2 separate regions of the Homo sapiens genome follow, and region 2 is linked to region 1. A link is a loop called in an ENCODE intact Hi-C map of the cell type or tissue named here. Cell type or tissue: HCT116. All regions are shown on one strand. Each heading gives the region's core, and the rest is flanking DNA. Links, peaks and the distances in the headings are about the cores only. Region 1 has its middle 96 kb from the start of ZPLD1. Region 2 has its middle 310 kb from the start of ZPLD1.

Region 1 (15,813 bases), core at 5,021-13,020:
GGATGACTTTTACCAAGTAATTTCGCCCCTCGATGCTTCATTTTATTTATCTGGAAAACATAAATAAAAATAATAGCACTGCCTCAGAGAGTTTCTGTGATGATTACATTATTACAGATGTAAAACCCTAGAACAGAGTCTGGCATATAGAAAGTGTTCAATAATCATTAGCTATTATTAGAGGAGATAGAAAACAGGACATTGTAATGTAGGTAGCAAATATCTTAATAAATACCAATTAATGTTTTTATCTTCTCTCCAAAGGCTGCTTTGATCTGTTCAACAACCTATGGCCTTTTCCATTCTTCCTCCAACACACTGTGCTCAGATCCAGAGCCCTCCTCTTTCCCTGTCATTTTCATCTGCACTTGTTTTTTTGTTCTACAAGAAGCTTGGATGCCAGGTAACCAGACAAGCCACCTTCTATCCTGAGTTAATTTCTTCGTAGCCTCTCCATTTTTTTTTAAGAAAGCGGGATACCGCTTTGATAGCCCCACACAATAGAATCCTCCTACCACCTATTAAGAGGACCTTTTTTGGTGTACATTAAAAGTCTTTTTTCTTTGATAAAAGTCCAATATCAAATGAAAGACCACTCTTTAGGAAGCAGTGCCTTGCAGCGTGCAGACGTCAAACTTAACATCTATAATTTTATATTCATATTTCTAGGGCTTGTGACTCTTTGTAGACCATTAGAATTAGTTGTAGTACAGTTTAGGCTACTGTAATAAAGAAACTAAAAAAAAATATTTAAGCTTAAGTCAGACAGGCATTGGCTTATTTCTCATGTAAGGTCTGCATAGGCATTCCAGGGCTGTTACGGCACATCAGAAGTGATGGGAAGCCAGGCTTCCTTTATCTTGTTGCTCTATTTCTCTTTAAAACTTAGCTTCCTTCTCTTGGTTCAGTGGCTGTTCCATTCCCATCATCATATCCACATTCCAGCCAGCAGAAAGGTAGAAAAAGACAAGGGGAGAAGAAAATGCATGTTCTTCATGAAGGCATGGCACCAAAGTTAGCACATATCACACAGTTGATGCCACACTTAAGAAGCTAGGGCATATTTGGCTGTATAATCATGTACCAGCACAAAGTTCTATTGAAAGAAAAAGAAAAACAATGGTTATTCTGGGATAAATAGCAGAATCTGCCACGTCTGGGTTAAACAAAATTGATAATTTTATGCCTGATAACCCCCATGAAAAAGGCTCTCGTAACAAAAATCTCCCCTCTCCCACTTCATACCCTAAACTCTTGGCTAATTTCTTTAATCATGTTTATTCTAAACAGCCCTCAAAATAAAATGGAGTTATTATTTGGAAGGCTGAAGTGAGGATAGATTTCGTTCAAAAAAAGATAGCATAGAAAAAAATAATGGAGGTATATTTTCAAGGTTTCTAAGTACTTGAATTCAATCATTTTTAAATATGATTAAAATTTAATAATTTTTTAAAATTTAATCACCTGAATTTTTAAGAATGAATGGTTTTCTAGTCTCAGAATATATGCCTTCTTTATCTGTATCTATGTGTTTGGTTAAAACCTTTTTATCTCCTGTGCCATTTTGATCTATTGAGCAAGATGAAATCAGTCTCTATCCTTTGTTTCTACCATTTCTAATCGATCTATTTTTATTATTAATAATAATAGTTAACATTTTTGAGTACTTGCTGCTTAATTTATTTCTCCCAAATGCCCAGTGATGTATGCACTATTGTTATCCCTAGCTCACAGATTACAAAATTGGAACTAGCAAGGGCTATAGCCAGGATGCCACCCAGATAATCATCTATTGAGCAACCAACTAAAACCCTATGCAGTGCTTTATCAAGCTAACAAGCTTTTTGTACAAAAACAGAATCAGGGTGGGTGATCAAGCATAAAGCATTCAGTACAAACAAACACTGCAGAAGAAATAAAAGATTGTTCACAATAACAGAAAAACTAAAGACAAGAAAAATTTTAAGCAGTCTTTAGTGTTTTTAATTCCCTAGTTCCAATGCTTCCTAACCAAGAAAGACCATGAACAGACCACTTCGGTTCTATACAGAAATGAAAGTAGAAAATGCAAAATATTTTCATTAATGAAAATCCCAGAATTATTCAGAACTGGCAAATGATAATATGTATGGTTTTAACTAATCATTTTTCAAGAGTAGATAACAGGTTCCTTGATAGAAATCCTTGGCTTGTTTTCATTTCTAAAATGTGTGCTGTTGACTTTTCCATCACATTGCTCTAAATGAACAGGAGAACGTGGGCTGAGCCTGAACAACGAGAACTCTAAAAGCGTGCGCAGGTAGCACATTTGTGTGTGCAGATGTTTAGAAGGAAAGGTGCTCCCAGGAATTGCTAACCAGAGGATTAGAGCTCAGCACCAGACAAGCTGTCATTTTCTGTGGTTGTATTTCTGAGCTTATTTACTAGGTGGCGATATAATCTTAAAAATAAGCATTAACATTTCGGTGCCAAAGTGTCAGCTCTCCAGTTTTTTCACTGAAGCGTTTTTCACTTCCACTCCTTCTTTTCTTTGGCTCTTACTTTTGCTGTCTTTCTCTGAAATTTTGTGTCATCTGCTTTATTTTCATAACAGAAAAACTATTAAACCATAAAAGCTGGCTTGAGAAAGAGAAGCTTGAAATCCCTCAGTAGTATGATCTGAATATAGAAATATAGGATCTTCAGTCTTTTGCTATCAGCAGCTCCTGAGGGCTGACTAACAGTCAGATTTATTTGCTGCATATCTGGAATTCTTTTTATTGCTAAAACGTTAGAGAAGTAAACCCATTTTCTGGTAAATGGGTAAACATATACACATATATATCTTTCTCAATACTCCTAGAAATAGACCTCCTTGAGACCAATGAAAAGCAATACATTATCAAATGTTTTTGCAAATCCAAATCCTCCACGCTTACTTCCTCTATCTCATCTTCACACATCACACCACCAGCCTCAAAGTGTATAGTAATTTTGGAAGAACTTACAGAATTATGAATAAGCAAATATCAGTTAAGGTGCTTTATAAAGAGTTAAATGGCATTCAAATACTAATTACTATTATTTTACAATATCCAGTTCTATCATCCAGGGACAAGGTAGGGGATATCTTATCTGGAAATTAGAAATAAGAAGCCTTCTTTTTTCTTGCCTTTTAAAATTATCTTGAGAAAATATCATCCCACTGGCCTATAGATGATGACCCAGAAAATGCTACCACTACAAGTTCATGTAATTACCCACTAATGTTACATGGTCATCTACTACACAGCATTGTGCTGGACATTATGACACTGTGAGAATTACTGAGGAAGATAAACCATAATCTCTCACCTCAAGAAGCACATATGTTGGTAAAGCACAGTAAACACAGTAGTTCTGACATAATATTTCTGCACTCAGAGCTCAGAGAGAGTAGGGAAGGCAGGAGGAAGTTGAAAGAAAAATAATAGATGATTCAAACTTGAACACATCCTGGAAGGATGGGAAGGATATTGACATGTGAGAAGGGGAAAGGTGCAAGAGGAGAACCTTCCAGACAGATTGACCTTGCAACTGGGATTGAACAAGTGTTCATTTAAGCCAGAATCAATGAGGAAAGGTAATGTGGGTGGATGCTACTTAAAAGGGGGAAACAGAGAAAGATTGGCGGAGTGGGGTTTGGATTGTGGAAGGCCATGAGAAGCAAGCAGAAGAGTAGATTTAATTTGACAGCAAACACCATTTCGAGGAGCACCAGAGCAACACTGTGAAAGAGTTGTTTTAGAAAAATCAGCCTATGCTGGGCCCGGTGGCTCACACCTGTAACCCCAGCACTTTTGGAGGCCAAGGCAGGGGGATCACCTGAGGTCAGGAGTTGGAGACCAACCTGGCCAACATGGCAAAACCCTGTCTCTACTAAAAATACAAAAAAATTAGTTGGGCATGGTGGCAGGTGCCTATAATTCCAGCTACTTGGGAGGCTGAGGCAGGGGAATCGCTTGAACCTGTGGGGCGGAGGTTGCAGTGAGCCAAGATCCTGCCACTGCACTCCAGCCTGGGCGACAGAGTGAGACTCCATCTCAAAAAAAAAAAAAGAAGAAGAAGAAGAAGAAATATCAGCCTAGCCATGAGAGAGGAAGGGATTAGAGAGGAAAACAAGACAAAACAGCAAGGTGATCATTCATGCATGAGAAGGTCTGGGCTAAAAGGACAGCAGTAAGGATATATTCACAAAAGTAAATATGAGAGCAATGTCAAAAGAAAATAATGCCTAAAATCTAAGACTGACTGATTTGGATGAATGAAGGGGACAAAAGTTACTCTTGTTAACTGGGATAATGGTGGTTTCACTGAAAGAGACTATGAAATTTGGGAGGGAAAGACAGTAAATGTGGCTCTAGAAATGCTATTTTTGAGGTGACCATAGGAGACTAAGTATAAATTCCAATAGGCAGTATGAAATGTGATTTCATAGCTAAAGGGTTATAGAAAAATATGGGCACCAACATAGAGGTAATTGTTGAGGAAGGAAAATAAGAATAAAATAATTCAGCCAGCCAATTCAGTATGATTGTAACATCTATATTTTAGACACTGTGAAACACTAGAGTGAGAAGACACAGAGATGAATACGACATCTCTGGAAAGAGAGACACTCTGAAGTGTTTACAATGCAATAAAATCAATTCTATATCAAAAGTGCTAAGAAAAGGAAGAAGAAAGAGAAATCAATCATGCAGAGAAAGCTGAAGGAGAGGAACATTCTCCTAACTTGTTCCAAGAGCAGACTAGAGAACACTAAGTGGTTTAGAAACATGTTTCTTCCTTCTTGTCAGAAGAAATAGTATCTGGAACAGCATAAAGATATGAAGGAACACATCTTACTCAAGAAAGTATTAATGATCAAAAATGACTAGAGCTTAGGACACACAGAAAGAGTGGTGGGAGGTGGACTCAGTGAAGAAGGTCAAGGAGAACTCATAAACGAACTGTAATGAGTTTAACTCTATGGGGAAAACACAATGGAAGCTTAGTAAGAGAGAGTGACAAGACCTGGATGTTGAGTCTTGCCAGTTTTGGGGGAGAAAAGCAAAGGAACCAGAACGAAGGAAAGTGATAGAGACAAGTGGAGACAAGGAAGTGGAAGTGATGGAGAGAGTGGTGAGTGAAAGTGATAGAGAATTTGAGTAGAAAGCTAAAAGGAAGAAAGTTTTGCAGAAAGGAAGGAACACACAGTCCTGGTGCTTAAAATTACTTAAGAAAAAAACCTATTTATTGTTTATTAAAATGTAAGTGTCCTATGATAACGAGTTAGCGAGTTTTAAAAGATGTCCCCAATGAACCATGCCTTCTGGCATTCATAATCTTGTGTAGTCCCCTCCCACAATAAATCTGTGCTTCCCTGTGACTTCCATGAACAATAGTACATGTTAGGAGTGACATGGTGACACTTCTGGACCTAGATTTTAAGAGGGGTGGCAGCCTCTGCCTCCCTTTGCTTGGTTTTGGGAACTCTAACTGGCCACATAAGAAGTCTTCTTCCTGCTGGGTGCAGTGGCTCACGCCTGTAATCCCAACAATTAGGGAGGCCGAGGTGGGAGGATCACCTGAGGTCAGGAGTTCGAGACCAGCCTGGCCAACATAGTGAAACCCTGTCTCTACTAAAAATACAAAAATTAGCCAGGCATGGTGGCGCATGCCTGTAATTCCAGCTACTCAGGAGGCTGAGGCAGGAGAATCACTTGAGCCCTGGAGGTGGAGGTTGCAGTGAGCCGAGATCATGTCATTGCACTCCAGTGTGGGCAACACAGCAAGACGCCATCCCAGAAAGAAAAAAAAGAAAAAAGAAAAAAAGTATTCTTCTCTGGTCTGGCTATCACAAAGAGACGTCATTAAGATGTCATTATAGAGAAATCCTGAGACTACATGGAGAAGGAGGGAGGTTCAGCCCTCCCAATATCTCACACAGGCCTCCAGATTATAACAGCAGCCTGCAGATGAGGAAATAGTCATCGTCTGACTGCAACCACATGAGAAACCGCAAGCAAGAGCAACAGAATAATACCCAGCTGAACACAGTAAACCCATGGAAACATGGGAGATAACAAAATGATTGCTATATTAAGCCACAAGTTTTGGAGTGAAACCTACTCCTATGAAGCAAGGTCCATTCAGCCATAAACACTCAGCACCTATAAGGGTAAATGTCCTGTTTAGGTGACTGCTGTCTGGGAAAGGCCCCCAGCCATAGCAGGTATAAGAATCCAGAAAAGGTTGTAGCAACTCTATGTCCAGAGGACAACATAAAGGACCTGGACAGCCTGGCAAAGTGAGGAGAATATGGCTAAAAGGAGACAGTGGAAAGGCACTGGAAGAAAATGGGATTTTCTTTATTAAAACAAAACCTCAACCCTCCAGGCTTTTCTTATTTCTGGAAAAACAATTGGCCCAGTAGTTCTTCCACTCTCCTTGGAAGTCCTTGCTTTCCTCTTGAGATTCTCACATTTCAGATATTGCTGCCACCATCTCGCTAGCCTCAGGAGGGATGGTGTGCCCTTTCTTTGCTCTACATAAAGAACAAACAAAATCTCTTCCATGTTTCTCTTAGCACAGTTTAGGGAGGCTAGAACTTTAAAAGAGACCTTATTAAATACCAAGGTAAAGAAAAAGCAGCAAATATAGCAAAAGACAAAAATGATCTATTATTCAATGACTAAGATATCCAATGATATCTACTCCAGTTCCAAAGGACTGGCCAACTTCAAAGGCACCTTTCCTAGGTCCCTCACTCTTGACTTACCCCACTTATTCATTCAACAAACACTGACTGAAGCTTACTGTATATCAGACACAGCTAAGCATTATAGATTGGTAAGTAAAAGACAACATTTCTAGGAAAAAGGAACTTACAGTGTAGTGGGTGATAGTTTAATGAACAAAGAATATCCAGGAGGAACGAAAATCTCAGTTGGGGTTGGGACATTGGTGTAAAATTAAGCGAGTTTCCTTGAAGGAGTAATTGCATTCTAGAAAATGAATAAGAGTTATCCAACCTAATTTGTAAAATAGGTTTACAGAGTGTAGGAATCACAAATCCAAATACAAGGAGATGAGAAATGTAGTAGCCAAGATATAATAGACAGTTCAATGTAACTAGAAAATAATGCATGAGAGGGCCAGAGAGAAGAGATGACATTAAAGAGCTAGTCTGTGGTCTGAGGTGCCATGATTAATACTTTAGATTTTTATCCAGAAGGCTACTGGGAACTAGTCATCATAGATGATTGACATAAGAACTGCATTTTGAGAAATACTTCAGAGTCATTATAGAAAAGTTTGGAGAGAGACAAGGCCTCCACCTAAAGTATAAATTTTCTATCCTGAATATCATGATACATTTTTAATCAAGACAAAGGCAGACAGATTCAAATTCTAAGCCCACCTTGGGTGGACCCTCTGAATTTTTGTCTTTTTTGTAACAAATGTAGATTCTCCAGTAGATTCACAATAAGAATAATCCCACCTTGGCCAGGCGTGATGGCTCACGCCTGTAATCCCAACACTTTGGGAGGCCAAGGCAGGCAGATCACGAGATCAGGAGTTTGAGACCAGTCTGGCCAACACGGTGAAACCCTGTCTCTACTAAAAATACAAAAAATTAGCCGGGTGTGGGGATGTGCACTGTAGTCCCAGCTATTCGGGAGGCTGAGGCAGGAGAATCGTGTGAACCCGGGAGGCAGAGGTCGCAGTAAGCCAAGATTGCACCATTGCACTCCAGCCTGGGTGACAGAGTGAGACTCCATCTCAAAAAAAAAAAAAAGAAAAAAAAGAATGATGAATGATCACGCCTTTCGGGTAAGGCCGTACTCAAAGGTGTTTGTACTTCTCCTTCAGCCCCTTAGCACAGAACAATTTTAACACAGTACAATAATCACATTTCTCCATATTTTGTCTGTCAGATAAACCAAAGACAATCATTACTATATTTATAATTATCCCATGGGTCACCACGCAGCTCAGTTCTATTTATTATATGGCTACATGCAACAAGGAAACGAGGGAACAGGGAAAGCAACTCATAGCATTAGATGTGGAATGCCACAATGACTCATCTATCCAAGAGTTTGTAAAATTCTTCATAGGTTATGAAATGTTTTCTTCATAAATCTTTAATGTTTAGTTGCTTCTCAGTGCTGTTGACGCAGGCATTAACCATGAGAAAATGGACACACCTGGTCAGGCAAATCAAAACCTGGACAAACAAATTGCTTATTCTCTTCCTTCTAGTCCAACCTCTGGCCACTAACTATACTTCAGAGAACTTGAACCATCAATTAGTCTTGCTAAGCTGGTCTATGCAATGTCCCATCCATACAAACACAAGTCCTTCACAGGACCAGCACTGCTGGTCCAATGTTCTAGGAGCAGAAGTGAAAATGAAAACCAGATTCTTGAATTATTTTCCCAGGATTGTTTCAATGGAGTGTCTAATTTCCTGATAACAATCTAAAGAAGTCAGTGACACGTAGGGAGCAGATGAGGATCATCAGGGCACACCCAAAAAGGGTTCTGCTGTATTTTCAAGGAACTTAACTCCATATTAACCAGGACCTATTTGCAAACAATATCACTAGCTTACTTAATTGAAATAAAATGCTGAATATAATTTTAGTTGGAAACATCCATGTCACTGAAAGAAATGGGAGTAAAATGGTCTTATTTTGGAGATGTTTTCTTTCTTAGGACATCTGTCATTTCATGAACGGTTCATCTTCAGGCTCCTCCTTGCCTTAAGTGAGATTAACAGACACTCTGAATCATGTTTATTTATTTATTTTTTTCTTGTGGGAAGAACAAAATGGGGGCAAGGAACATAATTGGAATTTGTAAAATTTAAATATTTATACCCTGAAGAGAATTAAGCCAATTTGATATGGTAATGTTCTAAATGAAATGCTAATAAGCAAAAGACTATGTAATCTCACCCTGTCCTATGACAATCGTTTGACAAAATTCAAAGTCAGCTCTGTAGTTTAATGCTGATGAAGGACCAAACATTCAAGGGCAATTTTCCTGTGGTGGATGCTTAATATGAGACTGTACAAAAAGGACCCTGGTGAAAGCAAATACTTTATAACGGTTGAATTATGGCTGCATTGACTAATTGCAGTCCTGCTCCCTAAAAACCTGTGCAGGTGTGCAGAACCAAGATGAGGCATTGTTTGTAAGAAGAGAGAAGTCGCTGTGGGGAATCAGGCTGCAGAGGGCTCATTGACTTCAGTGCCAGCCTCAAGATTTGTGAGGTTAGGAGACTAGAGTAAAATATGAGGCTCCCTGACAGCAAAGCTGTTTAAAACTGACCTTGCTCACCTTGGAGGATAACCAAGGAACTGATTGTTCCACTGCACTCTATAACTGCCAACCATGAGGAAAAACAACATCAGGTCGGCTCAGGCAGTCTCCACCAGGGAGAGCTATGTTCAAAGCCTTGCGAGATTCCAGAAAATTTACCCATTCGTCAGATGTTGTTACCCTCTCAGCACTTCCTTCATTGAGTACCACAGTGTTTACATAAACTTGCTGAGGTTTTTTTTTTTTTTTTGGATAAACCTACCATACTGATAGCCATCCATTTTGAGACAAAGCCTTCCCTTTAGCAAACCAGCTTAGAGAGAGGGTGAGTGTAGCCAATCACGGTTCCCTAACTGACAATGTTGTTCTGTCCACAGTGTGGCCTAGACTAAGACAGAACATTAAGAAGAGAGAGATGATTTTTTTTGTCTCTGACAAATGGAGAGATGAAAGAAAAGAAAGTATCCTATTTTCATCCCAAGGATAGTGAGACAAAATCTCTTTTCTGAGAGAGCCCAGAAATGTCATATAAAGTATAAATTTAAGAGCTAGACTGAACCTTGGAGGTATAATGGACCTTGTCTTTTATAATTCTTTCACTATAAATATAAGGAAAGCTGGGGTTCAGAAAGTATTAATTTTGCTATGTTCACACACCTCACTGAAGAAGATTCCAGCCTTAATCAGCTCTCCTAACCTCTAGTCCAGTTCTCTTTGTGCTACATTGCCACATTGCCAATTCAAAATGAAATTATGTGCAAGACATTTATATGAACCTGAGTGAGTCATTTTAATCAAGTCAAGATCCCTTTAGATGAATTTTGTGGGCCATTATTCACTCTACTGATTTTTGGATTAGAAAAATAATAATGATTGAATTGTATTTAAAGCTCTCAGGAATCCAAAACAATGTACTTGAAAGACATATTCCTGCATGGATAATTCATGATCTGACAATAGAGTTAGGACTGGGGTAGAGTGTATCCTTGGCCTGTGGACCCACATCTTTCTGTAGGAGAGCTCTCAAAACTAGTACTGAGGAAAGATGTCTCTGAGAAACATTGTCCACTATCGCTACCATATATCCTTAAGGTTTACAAAATCCCCCAAATAATATCACATCATGTCTATTTTTTCTAAAGATTACATCACTTGGCCTCCACAGAATAGACAGAATCATTCACTTAGTACTTTTCCTGTAAGACACACTGACAACTTCATGTTTGGGTTCCCATACCTCATCCTCGGACTGTATAACACTAGCAATTTGGGTATGGAAGAGAAAAGTTATCTTCAAGATAAGAACCTACAGCAGGGATGCTCATATGCACTTTTCCTCACTAAAAGGAGGTGGGCTTACTGTTGAGGAAGCCTCACATAATAGTGATTACAAAAGAGGAGTAAATCCTAATTTTTCCTCTGGAATACTTCTGTAATGACAAAATAAATATCTTTTATTTTTTTAAATTTATGAGAATTATAATATTTTCTGCATTGGAATGGGTATACATATATTCACTGGAATAAATGTGATTCCATTATTGTTCAGAATTCTGTTATTTCTGTATCAAATGGAGCTCATCTAGTCTCATTTTCTGTATGCTCTGAGGACTGAGACTGCATGAGTATTTCTCCAAATGAGAAAGAAAAACAATTATATCATTTCTATTTCATTTCAGCTTACTTAATAAAGGAGAAACAAGAAAATGTAAAATTAATTGCAAGAGGTAGGTTAGTACTGGGAAAGTTAATGAGGAGCTTTTATGGGCTGTAATTTTTATTTATTTATTTATTTATTTATTTATTTGTTCAATTAATTATTTATTATATCTATTGGATATGGCTAGTGTGTAATAGCCATCTGAGTGCGTTTAAAGCTATAATTACCCAAAAAATGAGTCCTGCCCTTACAACTTGTAACCTAATCAGATTCAGGAAAGCAGAACATTCACATATGGAGTGAGTGGAATTTACTTAGCTATCTCATAAAGTGAGATTTCAAGGAAATTTCTTTTCACCTGATAAGAGGGTGATATCTACGTGGTCTTATTAGTCAATAGACAAGTTGATAAATAAGTTACTTGCCACCTACTACTGGAAGACACTGTGGTGAGCAAGGTGAGAGGAGAAAAAAGCATATGATAAGCTGTATTCATCCTCAAGTCAAACTAGCAGTGACCAACCACAGTGTACCAGGCAGACTACATATATCCTCTTTCATAGATTCACATTTATTCAACAACAAAGCATTATTATTCTCATTCCCTAATTTTACAGACCAGAGAGCTGATTTAGTAGCTTGAATGATCTATATCAATGATTTCTCTGTTGGCTGTTGCACTAGCCAGATATAACATGTGGTTGCCATTCTACGTGTTATTTAGAAAATTAACTTGCCTACATAATAGTAAAATAAAAGTGGTGTTTTTATATGTTTTTAAATTAGTTTTTAATTGGGTAAAATTTGCCTAATGTAAACTCACCACTTTAAAGTATTAAATTCAATGGCATTTAGTACATTCACAATGAAGAAAAATTGTATTTTAACTTATCTTTCTTGATGTTTCAGAAAGAAAGCTCATTGATATGAGAGTCTGAAGTTCTCTATTTTAGTTCTCATTTGTCCGAATCATCTCTGTGAACTTGGCTAAGTTGCTGAATTTCTCTAGAACAAAGGTATCTTTCTGTAGAATAAACAATGATTTTCATTGTTTGCATCAAAATCACCTTGAGAAGTTGTAAAAAAAAAAAAAAAAACACATGGCATCGATTCATCCCCAGAGTATAATACAGTAAGTTTGGCATTTGTGATTTTTAACAAGCCACATTTCAGAACTACTAGCCTTCATAATTTCTAAGATTCCCATATAATCTTATATTTGTATGATTCTGAAAACCGTGATTTCATAGTACAAAGCTGGAGTAACCAAGAAAACTCTTTTTAAAAAAGTTGAATTCAGATAGAGGAGCATGAGATTTAACATGTGTGTGAAGCTACATAACATTTGGTGAATATTAACATTATTTGGAAAATTATATAAAAAATGAATGTGTTTTAGTGAAGAGTAAAGTAAGTAGTAGAAGTCAATCCAGGTAGCAAATGGTTGAGGTAAAATTCAAACTCAATTTATGATAATAGGCATTTTCTGCTAAATATACATTGAAGTGTTCCTCCTACCCTGTTTTGTAACCATACAAATCATCCATGTTTTTTCTTTAAGCTACATGTTCATCTCTCATGTAGTCAACATGGTGGCTCCTATGAAGATTATACACTCAATATTTTTCATGGAAAATTTGATCCAAAAGTTGGTTTCATTCCAAGAGTATGTATTTTTAACACGCTTTCCTGGTAATTTTTAGTATCACACAGGATAGTAAACAATGACATAGGCAATAGTTCATTTTATTGTGATGCAGTCATCCAAAAAACAAAGGGCTCATCTGATTTTTATTTATCAAATATTCATAGTAATTCCTTTCTCAGCTATTTTCTGCCTCGATCTTGATTTGCCATCCATAGTTTCAGCTGGAAATAGAAAATGCAGACTGTTGATTTCTAGCAAATGCACCCATTCAAAACACAGTAGCTCTCCTACTTACTCGTTATATTTGTATGCTTCCAAGCTATCCGATGGGTCAGTACTGCTGGTCTCTATTAAGTAACTGCACATTTGTGCAAGTCGATTCTGAATGGTTTTCTTTTAATACTGGATGCACCCATATAGAAGAGATTTATCAGAAAATAAGAATTATGAAGGCAGAGGTGGACATTATGAGAAATGAATTTGGGTAAGATAACTTTATTTTCCTCAGATATAGTCTTACTGGACAACAACACTTTTGGTAATTTACTTCCTACTAAAGCTCACTTTGGGCCTAATGAGAGTGATTTTTTTGTGCTCCTTCAGTGGGTTTCTTGGTCTGTTTCATAATAGATGCCACAACATTTGCATTTCCCAATAGTCCACTTTCCTTTTCAAGTATCACCCAGTGAAGACTGATGTTCTCAGACTCTTTCAAATACAATGCAACCTTTCTCAAAATGCTGCATAATGAACCTAAATATTCACTTCCTGATTATGAGATAATAACCTTTCCTGATTTTATTAGAATTTGTCATTGTATGCTATTTCAATAACAGAGTTTTGTTTTATGATGTCTTGCAAAAGAATAACACCCTCTCTTCCAATATACACACACATACAAAGCCCTACATTCTTAAAAGTCTTCTTATTCCTTTATGAGTTTATGGTTGCTTTTAATATTTTTTAGGACTAATGAGAGGGATGGAGGGGTGAGAGTTTGTACTGAAAGGCTGGAGATTCTATGATGCTTTGACTGTGGCTCAGCTTAAGATCTCCACCTAGCCTGCCCCACAGGATTTTCCATTTCTGTTTGATCATCCAGTTCAGCCCACATGCTTTCACCCATCCTTAAGCCATGAAGAGCAGTCTCGACAAATCCCAAATTCCCACAGGAGTCATCAAGTGTCCACTCACTTTGTCCCATCAGATTTGTCTGATGGATAGCTTCCCATTCTACCAAAATCATGGGGGAGAGGGTGGGAGACAGAGAAGACTGCTTTTTGCTATGTTAATTATCTTCTTACTTTTCCAACCTCCATCCCAAGATGTGCATTTAGCAAATAATAGCCACTCCCTTATTCAAACTGGAATGGAGAAAAAAGTACACAAAATGAGAAACAGCTATAATTAAAGCAAGTCCTCCTGGAGAGCTTAAAATTTTCCAGCAGTAAAATGATCTCTAAAATTCAGATTCTCCAGGGGGAAGCAGACAGGTGGTAGCCCTATATTAACAGTAAATGTGATTAACTTATTGTTTGTTTATTTGATAACAGCTAGCAATTACACAAAATATGGCAATAGTAGCCAGAGATCAGAAACTCAAAGTCCATAACCAGTTACATAGCCAATGTTTATAATGTAAGCAAGGAAACCTTTTCATGTGCAATAAGTCAAAGATGAGCTAAAGACCAACATGGATACCACAACAATAAGCAAACCTACTCCCTAGGCAAACTCAACCTTTTCACTTGCCAATGTTTCTGAGAAACACAGAAGGTCTCAATTTCACAAATAAGCATCTAGGAAATGAAACTGCTTACTAAGCCAGGTTGTTAGGTAAGATTTTCTTATACTTGATGAACAGAACTTGTTTAAAATGCCTCTAATCTGATCATGAGTCTGATGCATAAGCACTATTTCACAAGTGCATCTATTCTTTGAGGAAGGGTGAGGGGAGGACACCCTGAACAGAGGCATATGTAAAGACTTGCAGGCTGAAAAACACCTGGTAGTTTTGAGAATCCAGAAGGCCAATATGGTTGGAGTAAAGTAAGTGGATGAAAGGTGGCCAGAAATAATTTTGGAAGGATACGCCAAATCTATATCCCTGTCCACCATTAGAAAAATGTGAGAGACTAAGTCTAGTGGGAAGTCACTGAGGGTTGATACTCTCTGGCTTCCATGTGTAGGGTGGACTGGAGGTATTAGAAGACAAGTGGGCACCCTATACCTACATGTTCATGTGTCACAAGGTTAACACTCACCACATGGATACAGAATATCTAGCTATCCTACCTTGTTGTCCAGACAGTGTAAACCACTCTCTGTTATGTTACCTCTTTATGCTTTTTATTAAAGCATCTTTCACTTGACAGTGTATATTTTGTATACTTCTGCTACAAACTGAAATGAAATGAGTGGAGGTAACTATTACTGTGTTTGACACAAAATGATTGCAAATATTGGTTCCTTCTTTCTCCTGAGCTACACATAGTCACTCTTCATTTTCTCTCCCCTACAGAGAAGACTCTTGAGGATAATTTTAACCAGAAACTGCCAGTAATACCACAATCAAGGTAGCGTGCAGAGCAAGGTTGATAGAGAAAAAGAGGATGTTGGCAAATTTTGGCAAAGTAGGGTGCCAGTCACAGATATTGAAAGCCAAGTAAAGAACCAGGGCTTTAGAAAGTCAGGGAAATGAGAACTTGTAGAAGCGTACAGACAGAATTAAGAAAAGAATAGTCCTTTTTGGCCGGGCTCGGTGGCTCATGCCTGTAATCCCAGGACTTTGGGAGGCCGAGGCGGGCGGATCACGAGGTCAGGAGATCGAGACCATCCTGACTAACACGGTGAAACCCCGTCTCTACCAAAAAAATAGAAAAAATTAGTCGGGCGTGGTGGCGGGCGCCTGTAGTCCCAGCTACTCTGGAGGCTGAGGCAGGAGTATGGCGTGAACCCGGGAGGCGGAGCTTGCAGTGAGCCGAGATCGCGCCACTGCACTCCAGCCTGGGCGACAGAGCGAGACTCCGTCTCAAAAAAAAAAAAAAGTCCTTTTTGCATACCTTAGGCAGATTGGTTTTACTTGGTGAGGGAGCAGACCAGCTATGTCTAAGTGGTAAGAAAAGGGGTGAAAAGCCCTGGCTTATTCTCCACTGAGATAACCCCATGTCAT
Region 2 (15,813 bases), core at 4,942-12,941, 210 kb before region 1:
ACTGACTGGCTGGTAAAAATTTGAAATAGATTTTATAGTAAATTTTCTATTTGCTTGACCAGGTACTACCTGATGTTTTCAATTAATCAAACAAATTGCATACCTGCAGACACTATTAAAAAACAGAGAGCCTTGAATATTTCCCCAATACCCAATATCTATTAAGTAATGTCTATGTGACTTTTGTTTGGTAGAAGAAAGACGAAGGTATCTTGGTTATACCAGATATCTAATAGGAAAGGTTACAAATTTAATTACTTTATGGAACTAATGTACAGATATGTATTCATCTTCAGTTCATCATTTTGGTTTGGGCTACAAAGGAAATAAATTTATTGCAACTCTAATTTGAATGGCTAATCTTAGCCAACCCAAAGAATCTGTTCTTTCCCTTAGCATCTGACTGTTAAGGAAAAAAAATTGTTATACCCAAGGTTGACAAACTTTTCCAGTAAAGAACCAGAGAGCACACATTTAACTGTATAGAACACCTGTGGATTCTATCAGTGATGCTGCTCATCTTCTTCATCTTCCTTCTTTTCCTCCTCCTCTTTCTTTTCTCAACAACTCTTTAAAAATGTAAAATCCACACTTAGCTTGCTAGCCATATGAAAACAAGACTCAGGCCACATTTGTCTTGCCAGTACAGCTGAAGCTTGTTGACCCCTGTGTCAGAATGTGATTGTTTCTATTCAGCTTTCCTTCCTCCTTAAGAAGCTTATATATACTTAACTGGAGAAGCTAATACTATTTCTTGTTATCCTAGAGTAAGTAATTTCTCATATTTTGGGAGAGCAGGAAAATATTTTTAACAGTTTTAACTCATGAATATGTCCAGAGAATGAACTGTTCCTTCCTCATTTACCACATAAAACATTCTTATGTTACTTCCCTGTTAATTAAGAATTCTATTAAAAACTTTTGTGTTAACTTGATCATTCCATAAAAAGCTTACATACACTGACAAAGGGATTCGCAGACAAAAGGACTATGAAATATATTAGTTTCTAATATCTGATCCTTCACTCAGCACAGTGTAAGGTACTAGACATATTAGAAAAAAATATAACCTAGTTTCTGCTTCAATAGAGTTAATAGGTCAGTAGAAAGGACAGGCAAGTAAATAATTTAAATATTTAAGCCAAAGAATTTAAAATTTGAGCAGGACTTGGATGCATTTCCAAGTCACAAATTTCAGAAAATAGAAACAGATAGTTGTCAAGGACCCAGGAAATAGATGTGGCCTGGAGAGATGTATTTGAGACTCATCAGTACATAAATGCACTGAAAATTTAGGTCTACACAAGACCTTTCAAAAACAGCACAAAGACAAAGAGTGGCTGGAAGAACAGCAGTAAAAGGAATAGAGAAAAAATATTGCAAAGAAATCATGATCCCAGACTGGCCAACATGGTGAAACCCCGTCTCCACTAAAAATACAAAAATCAGCCGGGTGTAGTGGCACGCACCTGTAGTCCCAGCTACTTCGGAAGCTGAGGCAGGAGAATCGGTTGAATCTGGGAGGCGGAAGTTGCAGTGAGCCAAGATCCTGCCACTGCACTCCAGCCTGGGGGACAGAGTGAGACTCTGTCAAAAAAAAAAAAAAGAGAGAGAGAGAGAGAAAACATGGTCAACAAATTCAAAGGCTTCAGGGAACTCAGCTAAGATAAGCCTGAAAAGTAGCATTAGAGTTTGCCAATTGGAAGCCGTTTAGTGAAAGAACTCAGAGAATTATGTTAGCTGGGAGGCACTGACAAAGATAGTGATTCTCATACGATAATCAGGTCAGAGGTATTTTTCAAAATTAAAGTACCTCTTTCCCAAAGGAAATGTCAAAGTAGATTATGGTAAAAGAAGTGTGTACTTTGAAATAAGGTTTTTGTTTTTCTAATACCTATCCTCCTCACAAGCTGAAAATTAATGGAAAGTGAAAGATTTGAGACAGCAAGAGTATTTTATTTTTCAAGAACAATAGTTTTGTTAGAAAGGAGAATAAAAAACATTATGAAAAAAAAAGATGGGGTTTAGGAAGAGCTTGTTTTTGTTGTTGTTTAGGATAAGGAAAGATTGGAGAAAGTTATAGACCAACAGCTAATACAAGAACAGAAGCTAAAGATGATAGAGAAAAGAGACTGAATGTCTTGCCCTGTCCCAGGGGCAGTGAGATATGATAGGACCCAGAGAAAACATGGGAGAGCAAGTAAAGAGGTTTTCGTAAGAGAAGGCAGTTTGTTAGGCAAGCAAAGTGGCCCAGACACCTCCTTATTTTCTTTCCTTCCTTCCTTCCTTCCTTCCTTTCTTTCTTTCTTTCTCTTTCTTTCTTTCTTTCCTTCCTTCCTTCTTTATTTCTTTCTTTCTTTCCTTCTTTCTTTCTTCCTCTCTCTCGCTCTTTCTTTTTTTCTGAGACAGGATCTCACTCTACCTCTCAGGCTGGAGTACAATAATGCAATCATGGCTCACTGCAGCCTCGCCCACTTCAGCTCAAGCAATGCTCCTACCCCAGCTTCCCAAGTAGTAGGGACCATAGGCATACATCACAGCACCCAACTAAATTTTTAAACTTTTTGTAGAAACAGGGTCTCACTATGTTTGCCAGGCTGGTCTTGGATGTTTGGGCTCATGGGAGCCTTCTGCCTCAGCCTCCCCACAGGCATGAGCCACCACACCCAGACCCAAACACCTTCTATACAGCTTCAATACTAACCAATTTCCTCCACTTTGTCATACCTGTACTTGAGGGAGAAAAATAAAAGGGAATGGTGGAAGGGACCAAAAGCTAATGACCAGTTGGTCTGTATAAAGGATTTCTACCCATTATTTTTCACTGAACAGCAGCCTTTTAGGATTATGAGATGCTATTATGATCCTAATTCTTGGTTGCATTTGAAAGCTGAAACAGAGAAAAGGCAGAGATGAAGTTCACAGTATGGATACCAATAATAAAATTGATAGGAATATCTCATGTGTACTCCAAATATTTAATTAACTAAATGAAAGGAAAACTGCAAGTCCTGATGCAGCAGGCTTGGTGACAAGTGTGGCACTCTGCTGTGCCACTGAGGATGTATAAACAGGCAGATGCTGATAGAAGTATTTCTAACCAAAGAAAATAGAATCGTTTTTTGTTTGTTGTTTCATTTGTTTCTCGTTGACTGAGAATCAAAACTTTACATGGAAAGTGGAATGGCAAGCGTTAACACTTAATAATTTTCTCATTCTAAATTTTTGTCCTTGGGAGAAAAAACTCACTTTAAATGAAATTCCAGGATCTGGCATATATTTGAGATACGTGTATTTCGCCTATCAATTGTCGATACACTTGAGAAAATGGTATACATGTTTTTGTGTCACCCACAAGTATATTCATGGAAAAAACAAGCCATTAATACCATGATCAAGAATGTAAAAGTGCCATCTAGAGGCTGGTGGAGCACCTTATAGGTCTATGATCCGTAAAATTCTTGTAGTTTGGAGTTATAGGGAAGATGCAAGAAGGGCCTCTACCTGATTTAAGTCATATGACATATATGCTTATTCAATGCTCCCACACTGCAATCCAACAAACTACTTGAAAGTAGAAATGCTACTCCAGTTCTACTTACTTTGAAACATTAACTCATGTTTTCAGCCAAGTGGCAGCACTGAATCTGCTTGTGATTATGGACATTCAACATTTTATGTGCCATTTAAGTACCTTCAGCATCAATTTTGCAGCTGGCAAACTATTGCTATTTATGTTTTCAGTGCATTTGAAATAATCTAGAAGTTATTTTACCACCATTAGACATTAAGAAAAGAACCAAATGTAAAATCATTACTTTGCCAATTTACTGTGAAACCCAAAGGAAATATCTCAAATGTATCATTTGTTAAATGTAAAAATGAAAATAAAAAGCAGTTCTTGGAACTTGTTAACAACATTTTGGTCAAGTAGATTTATCTAAAATATATTAAAGATTTTGAGACTTTTCCCATTTATATTGCTATAAAAATAATACAAAATAGCTGATTAAATATCTCCTATATGGCAAATACTAGCAGTAATATTATATGCCTTTTAATTCTAAATACCCAGTAAGTTAATCATAAACTCTGTTTTACGCATAAGGAAACTAAGGCTGCAATTTTTTTAAGTTACATGACTAGCTAATTAGTGATAGCCTGAATTCCAATACAGGAATGTCTTCATTCAAAGAGAGAATTCAGAGTCAATACTCTTATATTCTCAAATTATTGAGCCCTTTTAGAAATTCAGATATATATTTGTAAAACTCTGGAGCTAATAGATCTGTATATACAAACTATAATTATAAAATAGAGCTGCAATCCTCTAATTGAACTGCTAAATTTTCTTAACTCCTAATGTGTGAGGACCTGACAAAGAACAGTATGTAAAACTTCAGTACTCTGATTATCAGCATATTATAAGGTACTTAGGCCATTCATCAAAGCACTTCAAATCGATTATCATCCCTCCATCTCTCCTGAGTGCTCTTTTCCTATTTTCTCCTTGAGCTGAGCATTGTTGAAGGAGTATTTTGAACCATGAAGATTTGACCCACTACACATTTATGCTATTATTATCAGGATTCTGAGTGTTATTAGTCATCCCCTTATGCATCCTTTTTAAAATTCTCCAAGCCCCCAAATGCTGTTGAAGACTACCTGCCACCTGGAGCCTCCCACGCCACACCTCTTCACCCTACACTGGCTCCTTCAGTGATGGGACATTCTGAGCTTCAACTTGTACCTTTACTTCCCATTTTAATAATTCAGTGTCTATGTTCTGCCTTCCTTCTTTCCATTGACAGAAAAGATGACCTACTGCTTCTGATTCAAGTTAATTTATCCTTCTTGACTGCTGAAGCAACTTGTTACTATACTTAAATTTCCCCTTTTCAGCAATTCAGTCTGTTTGTCTTTGCCACATTCTTCTGCCTCAGTTTACACACTGCTGTAGGTTTTGTTGCAGACAGAATAATGGCTTCCGTAAGATGTCCACATCTTAATCCCACAACCTGTTAGTGTTACCTTGCACAGCAGAAGGGACTTTATAGATGGGATTAAATTAAGAACCTTGAGATGAGAAGTTTATCCTGGATCAAACAGGCAGTCCAGGTGTGCCCAACATAATCACAGGGGTCCTTAAAAGTGACAGAAGGAGATGGAAGAGGAGGCCCAGAGAAAAAGATGTGACAACACAAGCAAGGTCAGAGCAATACCACGTTAAAGAGACTTGACTTGCCTTTGCTAGCTCTGAAGATAAAGGAAGGGGGCCACAAGTGAGGAAATGCCAATGGCCTCTAGAACTGGAAAAGGCAAGGAAATTGATCCTTCCCAGAGCCTATAGAAAGGAATACAGCCTTGCCTACACTTTAATTTTAGCCCACTGGAATCCGTGTTAGACTTCTGACCTACAGACCTATTTTAAGTCACCAAGTTTGTGGTAATTTGTTATGACAGCAATAGAAAACATACAGTCTTTATCTGAGATTACTATTTTATTATTTTAAGGCTACTATTTTATTTCTCTGATTCATTTTGTATTTCAGAGTATCAAATTTGTAGGCTATATCTACTACTTCTATTAATTTTTAATTTATTTTCTCCCTTCTTAATGTGAACTTTTTATTTTCACACTCAATAAAAATCATTCTCTTATAAGCCTTTAAGGACAGTTTTCTTACCAATCTGATGGAAGCTTCTTCCTTTGACATCTTCAGAATTTTTTATTCTGTTGACTTCCCCTTCTGTGTAGAAATTACTTCCATCCTTGGTTTCTCTGATCTTTCATAGGTTCCTCATTTTTCCCTTGCCTACTGAGGCTCACCCCATTTAGATTATTCAGGACACGTGTGGCCACCTTTGGCTGTTGCCTCAACAAAAGCCAACATACTCTGAGAAACATCGAGACTAGCAGCTTCTTGTTTTTCTTCTTATTATTATTATTTATTATTATTTATTTGTTTATTTATTTATTTATTTATTTGAGATGGAGTCTCGCTCTGTCACCCAGGCTGGAGTGCAATGGCGCGATCTCGGCTCACTGCAACCTCCGCCTCCTGGGTTCACGCCATTCTTCCGCCTCAGCCTCCCGAGTAGCTGGGATTACAGACGTCCGCCACCATGCCTGGCTAATTTTTTGTAGTTTTAGTAGAGACGGGGTTTCTCTGTGTTAGCCAGGATGGTCTCGATCTCCTGACCTCGTGATCTGCCCACCTCGGCCTCCCAAAGTGCTGGGATTATAGGCATGAGCCACCACGCCCGGCCTGTTTTTCTTTCCAAGCACTGCTTCACTCTTCAGGAGGGTGAGATATGCTCTCCATCCTCTGTCTCCATGGCTTAATACCTTTGGCTTGCTGGCAGCTGATTTTCTCAGGTGGTTCCCATTTACTTCAAGACTTCTGGCTATAGCTGTAAACTGGGAAGACTCTACAATGAGCAAGAGTCTGAGAATTTAAGCATGGTTTCCTAAGTTAGTTGTGCTTTTCTAAAAAAAAAAAAAAGAGAGAGAGAAGGAAGAAAGGAAGGAAGGAAGGTAGGAAGGAAGGAGAGAGAGAGAAAGGAAAGAAGGAAGGCAGGCAGGCAGGCAGGCAAGCAGGCAGGCAGGCAGGCAGGAAGCAAGCAAGCAAGCAAGCTGGCCAGGCATGGTGGCTCACGCCTGTAATCCTTTGGGAGCACTTTGGGAGGCTGAGGCCGGCAGATTACCTGAGGTCAGGTGTTGGAGACCAGCCCAGCCAATATGGAAAAACCCCATCTCTACTAAAAATACAAAAATTAGCAGGTGTGGTGGTGTGCACCTGTAATGTCAGCTACTCGGGAGGCCGAGGCAGGAGAATTGCTTGAACCCGGGAGGCAGAGGAGCCAAGATCACACCACTGCTCTCCATCCTGGGTGACAGAGTGAGACTCTGTATGTCTGTAAATAAATAAATAAATAAATAAAATAAAATAGCTGAATCAGCTAGATTATATATAAGAAGGAACTCTTACTGATTTAAATTAATCTTTGTCTTAACTATACTACTGAAGGTTGTAAAAAGCAGGCAAATTTCAAATGTTAAGAGTTCTGAATAATCCACAAACTAGATAACAATTCCTTGAATCTTTGCATTAATCAAATAGTCTTACTGGATTTTGTTGATAAGCATATAGTCAATAAAAACAATGTTTCTAAAGATTATAAAGCAATTGGAAGCATGCTAATGCCCTAATGCCAAGTGAAACAACAATATTGAAACTGTATGATTGCTATTTAAATAAGCCTAAAGTTACAAAAAGTTCTTAAAATAAATTGTCAGGTTCAGGGTTAGGTTCCAGGCCAAGCTGAGGGCTGAGGGGAATGGGTGGACGTGGGGCAGGGAGCTGGAAGAACACTTGAGAGACAGTGTTCTTTAAATGAGACATGGCTTTATTCAGCAGCCCCTCACAGGGTCAGTGTTACATTTATAACCTACACAAAAAATAGCGACTGAGAGCCAGGTGGGGAGCTTCTCTATGTTGTGTCTACGTGGCTATGATTACATAAGACACAGGACTGTGCGCCTTGCATCCCAATCCCGCTGAATCATCAAGGCTGTTTACCCTGGCCCATGCCTGCTGCCCAGTGCCTACTTGGCTTCAGCACAGCCATGTTCCTTACACCCTGCCCCCAGGCCGAGCGGATCCTCTTGGTGGGGACCCATGCACATACAGCAGCACCCTGGACCCATAGGCCATAGCAACAATACAGAGAACAACAACCCACCACTAATACCCCTGCTATGCTACCTAAGATTATAAGAGCCCAACATAGGCCAGAGCCCAGAGATGCCCACCATCTCTGCGGGGGGTCATCAGTAAGGTGTTCAATCACCTTAATCTCCTGTGACACCCCCTTGTAAAGCTGTCATTATATTCCCGTGGTTGTCAGGGGTAATAAACGTACAGCACTGTGTCCCTACAAGGGCACAGTTACCACCTTGGGCAGCTATGACTGTCTAAGGCCATCAGTTTTGCAGCGCCACCTTCCTGATCTGGTCAGCTTCATCAGTGAACAAAAGGAGAGCAACTCAGGTGTAATTCAGGGCCCAAGCTGCGTGCTCTGCAAAGGCTACAACCTGCTTTTCCACAGTGATGACACCTGCTCCAGGGATAGTTATAGCTAAGGGATAAAACCACCAGGGGGCAAGCTGCACCGCAAAAAACAGGAACACAGTGGCTCCCAGTTATGCGGGTGGCCAGGAAATGTGGGAAGCACAGTGGCAGCCACATAGGGCCACCTCCAGGTACAACGTCCAGTCCAATTGGCTGGCAGAGATGGCCATTCTGTGTCCCCACAGACCCATAAACTCCCAAGGGGCACAAAATCCGTGGGGCCCCAGCCTTGGCAAGTCTGCTTGTTCCACCACACCCTTGTTGTGGTGACATGTGTTTTGTTTGCACAAACCTCAGCAGGCAACCATCTTACAGTGACTTTACCACAGTGCTGCTCTATACATTATGGTACCTGCAATGGGGGCACTACATGTTCTCCCATTAGCCAAGCTCATCCATCATGGACACTACAAGTCAGCCAGGGGGCAGGCTTGCCATGGGTTCTGCGACAACCCCTGTTCAAAGCTCACCGTGTTGCATCCTACCTGTTGTCTGCAGGACCCCAAGTCTCTAGCCATGTCCACTTCTGCATAGAAGCTGGATGCACGTGCCAGAACAAGCTGTCCCCAGCTGCTGCTGGAAGAGTTGTGCAGATCCAACAGTTGGAGACATTGGTCACCTCGGCGTAGGTGTAGGCCCCGTCCATGATGCTGTTGGAGCATGCCAACCTGCAGCTGGAATGACAAAGCAGGCACAGGTACTAACAAGGGCAAATCACGTCCCTCAGGCAAAATACAGGCTAACTTTTCATCCCTGGATAACAATGCAGCTGCCAACGGCTTTTTCCCTGGGCGATGATACCACACATTCTCAGCTCCCTATGGTTCTTTTGAGTCTTGTATCCATTACAAAGTCACAGGAGAGCTTGTAATAATAGGCCACACAGACAGTACATATGTCCCCCAGAGGAGGGTTCCTTCCTTGGCCATTCCTCTATGAAAGGTCAATCATGGAGGCCACGCATTAAATACCCAAGGAGTAACATGTAAGTCATACAGCAGGCCCTCCCCTCAGGAGGCTAAAATAGCCAACCATCGGCAATGAGGGGTTTGGAGGGTCCATGGCCAACACCAGGTTTTCTGTTCCTGTGCCTTCAGAGGCTTTGGGGCAGGCAACAATAGATTACTGTTTGTCCCCATACATGATTGGAGGAGCTCATCCTTGGTGTGTATCTGCAGCTGGATGAGGGTGGAGGCCTAGTGTAACAAAGCCTCCACCAGGGCTGGGCCACCTTTCCATGGCTACTCATTCAAAATTTGAAGCACCAGATCCAACCCAGAACTCCATCCCTGCCAAGATGGGGGAGTAAAAAGCAACTGTGACCCATTCTTCAAGAATCCGTTATATCGCTCGATCATGCCAGCGGCTTGTGGGTTATAAAGAACATGAAATCCCCATCATATGTCCATCTGCTGTGCCCACTGTTGTACCTGCTGTCCAATGAAATGTGTTCCCCCATCACTTTCAACAGCCAAGGGATGGCCACATAAGGCAAGTAAGTGTTGTAGGGCTCGAACGCTGTGTTGCTGGTTGACCACCCTGCAAAGGTAGGTGAACAACAAGCCAGTGGCTGTGTCTGCAGCCGTCAGTGCATATGTGTAGCCCTGCGATTTTGGCAGCGGCTCAATGTAATCTATTTGCCATCTGGTAACACAGCAAATGGTAACCATCATTTGCTGTGCTGTGTTACACTGGGCAGTTGTCTCTGTCTGGGGTATGCCTGAGCACATGCTGGGCACTTCCGGCAGGCCTCCAAAATGTCCTGTGAAGGCAAAGACAGACCCCAGGGCCTATTGACCTGCCTGTTGCATCAGCTTACTCCCTGCATGTCTCAGTTTCCTGTGTAGCCACAAAGCTACATCTTTTGTAGGTGCCGATATCAGAACTTGGCTAAGCTATCTGCCTCATCATTACCGGGGGTGGCCAAAGGCACATGACCTGACACATGATAGACTGTTACATCTTTCTGGTGAACTATTTCCCAGAGGTCATGCCACATGGTTTGGCCTACATGCCAATCCTGTAATTTCCAAGTAGTCAGCCACAAAGTTAAACCTCGATAGGCTGCCCAGCTATAGGTGTAAATTACCATAGGTGAGTCCTCCTTAGTAATCACCATCCACACCGCTCTAAGTTTAGCCCATTGGCTGCTTTGTCTGCACCCAGTAAGTGCTAGGCTGGACTGCTACAACAGTCCAGGCAACAGTAACACCCTGGTTGGACCCATCTGTATACCATGCCCTATCAGGAATTGGAAGGTACCCTTCTTTAAATGGTGATGGCTTCAGGCCCCATGGCCTTATCTTGCATTAGAACTACAGGCCCTAAAACTTCTTGTAATTCTGCTGCTAAGGGGCTTGTACTCAGCATACTCCATTGTTCTAAGTAGGCACCCCACTTCACTAACGTGGATGTCTGTGCTGTCCCAGTCAGGGGGGTTGTTACCCATGAATGCACCCATCCTGCTATTGGGTAAGTTGTCCGCACTATGACTGTAGCCTGTCCTGTCATACTCTCACAGGCCTGAAGAGCAGCAAATACAGCAGCTAATTGCCTCCCTATCAGTGAATACTGGAGCTCAGCTCCCAGTAGGACCAAAAGCCTGCTGGCATACTCAAGTGTTCTGTGCAATGCTATAGGCCCTAACTAAAACTATGTGTGGTCACATGCACGTCCAGTTTAAATGAGCACCCCTGGTCAACTATCCATAGGGCTTGTGTCCACTGCATAGCCTGCTTGGCTACCAGAAAGGCTCTTTCAGCCTTCTTATCCCAATCCCAGGCAAGAGGGGCATTGTCACTTCTAAACCTGTAAGAGAATCAGAGGTTAACATAAAATCAACGTAATGAAACAGGTGGACCCCTTTTGGACATTCCCAGGCACCTAATTCCATGGCAACAAGACCATGACAAATGGTGGGGCTATGCATATAGCCCTGCAGCAACACTGTGAAAGTCCATTGTCGTCCTTCCCATGTGAAGGCGAACTGTTCATCACTCTCTGGAGCAATGTTTATGGAGAAAAATGCATTAGCTAAGTCCACTACGAAGTGGTACTGTCCCAATTCCACTGTCAAACAGTCCATAAATCCGTGATGGAGGGTACAGCCACATGCAGAGGGGTGTCACTTTATTCAGTTCCCGATAATCCACTGTCATTCGCCAAGTTCCGTCAGGCTTTCTGACTGGCCCTATGGGGGAACTGGAGGGGCTATGGGTGCCATGCACTATTTGCACCTCTTCTCACTTCTGAATAGTCTCAGTTATCTCTGTATGCCCCACTGGCAAATGGTATTGATGACTGGAAGTAACCGGTCAGGGTTGTGACAGAACTTGGGGCTGGTGATGTGTATGTCCACGCAGTACCAGCTTTACTACATGAACCCGGAGTCTGAATTCTCCAGCCATGGTGTGCAAGTCCAGACCATACAAAATGTCCACCCCCAGAATATATTCAGGTTCAGGAGAAACATACACCGTATACAGGTGGGGAGCCAAGCGGCCAATACCAAGATGCAGAGACACAGGTTTCACTTTCACCAACTGGCCCCCAAAACCATCAATGAATGCAGCTTTGCCCAGAAATTTTTCCATGTTGCTATAAGCAAAACTGCTATTTTGCCCCGTCTTGGAACTTCTGTTCCAAGGACAAATGGAATTGCTGCGTTCTCTGGAACTGCTGCTCCAGGGACAATTGCCTCTGCAGAGTCAACCAGTATCTACCAGTGCTAGGACCTGCTGTACATTGGTGGGGGACCAGTTGCCAGTTCCACATAAGGCCTCCAGTCATCCACCCCCCAGCCCCCAACCTGAGCCAGGCACCTCAGCCAGTTCCCTAATCAAACAGGAAGGTCTCTTTGCCCATTTGCAAATAGTCCTTGAGCTGCAACATCTGGGCAGGGCTGGGTTGAGCCGCAGTATTTTGCCCCCTCTTGAACATTCTCTGGAATTGCTGCTCCAGGGACAGTTGCCTCCACAGAGCCAGCAGCATTCCACTGGGTTGCCTGTCAGTTTTCTCCTGAGCAATCCCAGCTGCAATTAAATCAATCCACATCTGCATGCGGGTCACCCACTGGGGCTCCTTTTTATCTCGTGGGGTGGTTACCAGCAGAAGGGGCACCTTCTTTTCTTTATGGCACGGATTCCCCAGTCCTGCTGATGGCCTTCTGTCTCCTTGAGGGCTGCCATAGCAGTAGTCACTTCATATATATGGCACCCCACATATAGGGTGAGAACAGCAGCCACAGAGCCAAAAGCACTTGGGGGCACTGGGCCCAGTGCAAGATCCCTCATGTGAGAGGTAAAACATTCATTATCTGGCCCCTGAGTATTCAGATCAAACATAGCCTGCTGCATACCCATCTCCCAGAGTACCTGCACCAAGTCAGTAGATGATTGCCATTTACTCACAATTTCTGGTATCTCTCCAACATCATTCCAAACAGTTAATATGGCTGTCATCAGCCACTTGGTTAACATGTGGTCACCTTGCCCTTGTGCCAACCATTGGCACAGCTGCAGCTGCTGATGAAGGGAGGGGTGAGATGTGATAGAAGCCAGCTTCTCCATCACGGAGGCAGAGTAAGAAATGCTGTCAGTCCCCTCATCCCAAAGATAGAGTATCCAGGCTAGGAGGGCCTCCCCTGGGTGCTGCCAGCACTGTTTACCCATATCCTGCAACTCAGTGAGGGTATAAGCACAATAAGAGGTGTGGTCCACCACTGTGGGTGGTCCCTGGGCTGTCCCATGGGGTCCCATCGGCTGCTCATGTTCTATCTTCTGATGGATCACAGGACGAGCCCATAGCAAAAGAGCCTCCTCCTCCTCAGGATCAGGCCACGCAGGAGTGTCCAGCCTGGAGGACGGGCTCAGGGTTGCACCAACAGCTGTTGCCAACTCCTGCTCCAGGATGTTTATCTGAGCCTGTAAGTGCCCTGCTTGTGACTGGAGGTCCTTCACCCTCCAGGTTTTGCTCCAAGCTGTGCATTTGGGCCCCCAGGCACCCAACTTGCACCTGAAGCTCCCAAACCTGCACCGCGTCCAGCAGGGACTGAGCATGTACTTCACGTAGCACAGTCAGAAACGCCCATCCGATTCTGCTGGCGAAGGTGAGGTCTTTCTTGGTGCTGTGAGCTTCCAGCTGCTTCAGTGCCTTCTCACACTCACAGGAGACCCATCCACTGCCTCCCACATTTCCACTGGGGCCCATTCAAGCAGCACCTCTGACACTAGGTACCACAGCCCATCTGCGGCCACGTAGCCAACCTGAGAACCCCAAAGGCTGACAACCCACTCACCTCATCATGCCAACTACGCCAACTGTCAGGTTCAGGGTTAGGTTCCAGCCCAAGTTGAGGGCTGAGGGGAGTGGGTGGACATGAGACATGAGGCAAGGAGCTGGAAGAACACTCAAGAGACAGTAGGTAAATGAGACATGGCTTTATTTAGCAACCCCTCACAGGGTCAGTGTTACATTAATACACTACACAAACAATAGTGGCTGGGAGCTGGGTGGGGAGCTTCTCTATGTTGTGTCTACACGGCTATGATTATATAAGACATGGGACTGTGCAGCTGTGCCCCAATCCCACTGAATAAACAAGGCTGTTTACCCTGGCCTATGCCTGCTGCCCAATGCCTGCTTGGCTGTAGCACAGCCATGTTCCTTATATAAATTTACCAAAATATCAGCAATTTATATTCTAATACAGTATGATAGTTATCTTTAATATTCATGTGTTACTTTGGTTTAAAAAATTTTTAAAGGAAAGATTGGTTTTAGAACACAAGTAAAGTTTAAATGGAATCTACCATCAGATAACTTGCTCTCAGCTTGGAAAACCCTGGTGTTCCTTCTCCATGGCACCTAATATTGATCACGTGTCACTTATTTTATTCCATAAGCTAAGTTAAGAAGGAATTCTGATCCTACATCATGGCTATCCCCATGTTATTTATACTTTAGGAAGCAAGGTACATGTGGAATTATTTTCACACTAATGCAGACCAATTTTTTGTGTTTTTAGGATATGCCAAGCACACCTTTATAAATGAGAATTTCTTATAATTAATGATTCAAACAACAATAAGACATCACCAATATGTAATAAAGTATGACTTGGCACAAGCTACATTTTTCTCCTTTGGAGACAGAAATGCATATTGACAGGTTCATCTTTTTTAAAAAGACCAGCATTTAAATATCTAAAGTCACCAAATAATCTCTACACAATAAAAAATAAGTTGTAAGAATTGCATGTGAAAGAAAGTCAACTTCTAAACAAAAAGCCCACCACTGTAACTGCCCAACAGCTTCACCTTGCTTGCTGCCTAGACAGAGCCAGATTTATCAAGATGGGAATTCCAATAGGGAAAGAGTTATTTATGCAGAGCTGTCTGTGTGGGAGACCAGAGTATTATTATTACTCAAATCGATCTCTGAGAACCCAGGGATCAGAGTTTTTAAGGATAATTTGGTAGTTAGGGCACCAGTGATGTGGGAGTTTAATTGGTAAGGTTGAAAATGAACTTATAGGTAGTTGAAAGTGTCCTCTAGCGCTAAGTCAGTTCCTAGGTGGGGCCACAAGACCAGATGAGTCAGTTTATCAGTCTGGGTGGTGCCAGCTGATCCATCAGGTGCAGGGTCTGCAAAATATCTCAAGCACTGATATTAGGTTTTACAATAGTGATGTTATCCCTGGGAGCAATTTGGGACATTTAGAATCTTGCAGCCTTCAGCTGCATGACTCTTAAACCATAATTTCTCATCTGGTGGCTAATCTGTTAGTCCTACAAAGGCAGTCTAATCCCCAGGCAAGAAGGGGTTCGTTTTGGGAAAGGGTTGTTATATCTTTGTTTCAAACTATAAAGTAAGTTTCTCCCAAAATTAGTTTCACCTACACCCAGGAATAAACAAGAACAGCTTGGAGGTCAGAAGCAAGAGGGAGTTGGTTAGGTCAGATCTCTCTCACCGTCTCAGTTATAATTTTGCAACGGTGATTTCACAATCACCACTGAAATATCATGATTAAATATGTGCTAAATAGCAATGACAGATGCAGACACTTTCTAAAATAAAGCAAAACAAGGATTTCAGGAATGTATAATTTAATTTGCATCTTAGGGGGTATATTGTTATCTTCCTGCTAAGGAATTTACATTCATAACTTGCCATGCACAATTACAATATAGAGAGGTCTTGGATGTTTTTGTTAGTATTTCTTAAAAAAATAACACAAAACATAGAACAATAACTTCATAATGCTGACCACAGTAAGCAAATCATTTGGAATGCCTCTCTTGTCATGTTAGCAAAGTAAATAATGAATTTGCAAATTCCAGAGATTTCTGGGATTACAGTCGTACTAATGTTTTGGCCCAGGGTCCCTGCTGGCTCATACCTTTTCAAGTCAGTGTTTTTGTAGTCACTATTCCTTCCCACATAAATACTTGCACACAGTGAAACAATGAGACTCCTGGCATACCCATAGGCTTTCTTAATTCTTCTTTTTTTGTTCTGTTTCTGCTTTCCAGCTAAATGACCGAAAAGGGATGTTTTACTGTGGATTCTTGGCTCCCCTACCTTTTAAATAATTTTTTTCTTCTTTCTTCATTTTAACATAGATGTTTTTAAAGCTAAACATTTATCTTTTCTTTGAAATTGCCTTTTCAATTCATTA

What was found. Hi-C counts contacts between places; a loop is a spot of excess contacts. Peaks named below come from ENCODE experiments on the same cell type or tissue, not always from the same donor. Only the 100,000 strongest peaks of a DNase experiment are listed, where the experiment ranks them.
Region 2: a loop joins it to region 1, with 5 times the contacts of the local background. A loop is called at or near these places in 2 of 110 quality-filtered maps.

Annotation. Positions count from the first base shown.
Region 1 is chr3:102,523,294-102,539,106 of GRCh38, reverse strand. No RefSeq gene overlaps it. Among named protein-coding and RNA genes, the nearest start is that of ZPLD1, 96 kb to the right of the region's middle. RefSeq lists a silencer at 2,288-2,582. In HCT116, for the core only: a CTCF peak has its summit at 9,439 (motif pointing right); a DNase peak (open chromatin) is centred at 9,456.
Region 2 is chr3:102,733,688-102,749,500 of GRCh38, reverse strand. No RefSeq gene overlaps it. Among named protein-coding and RNA genes, the nearest start is that of ZPLD1, 310 kb to the right of the region's middle. In HCT116, for the core only: a CTCF peak has its summit at 8,139 (motif pointing right); a DNase peak (open chromatin) is centred at 8,200.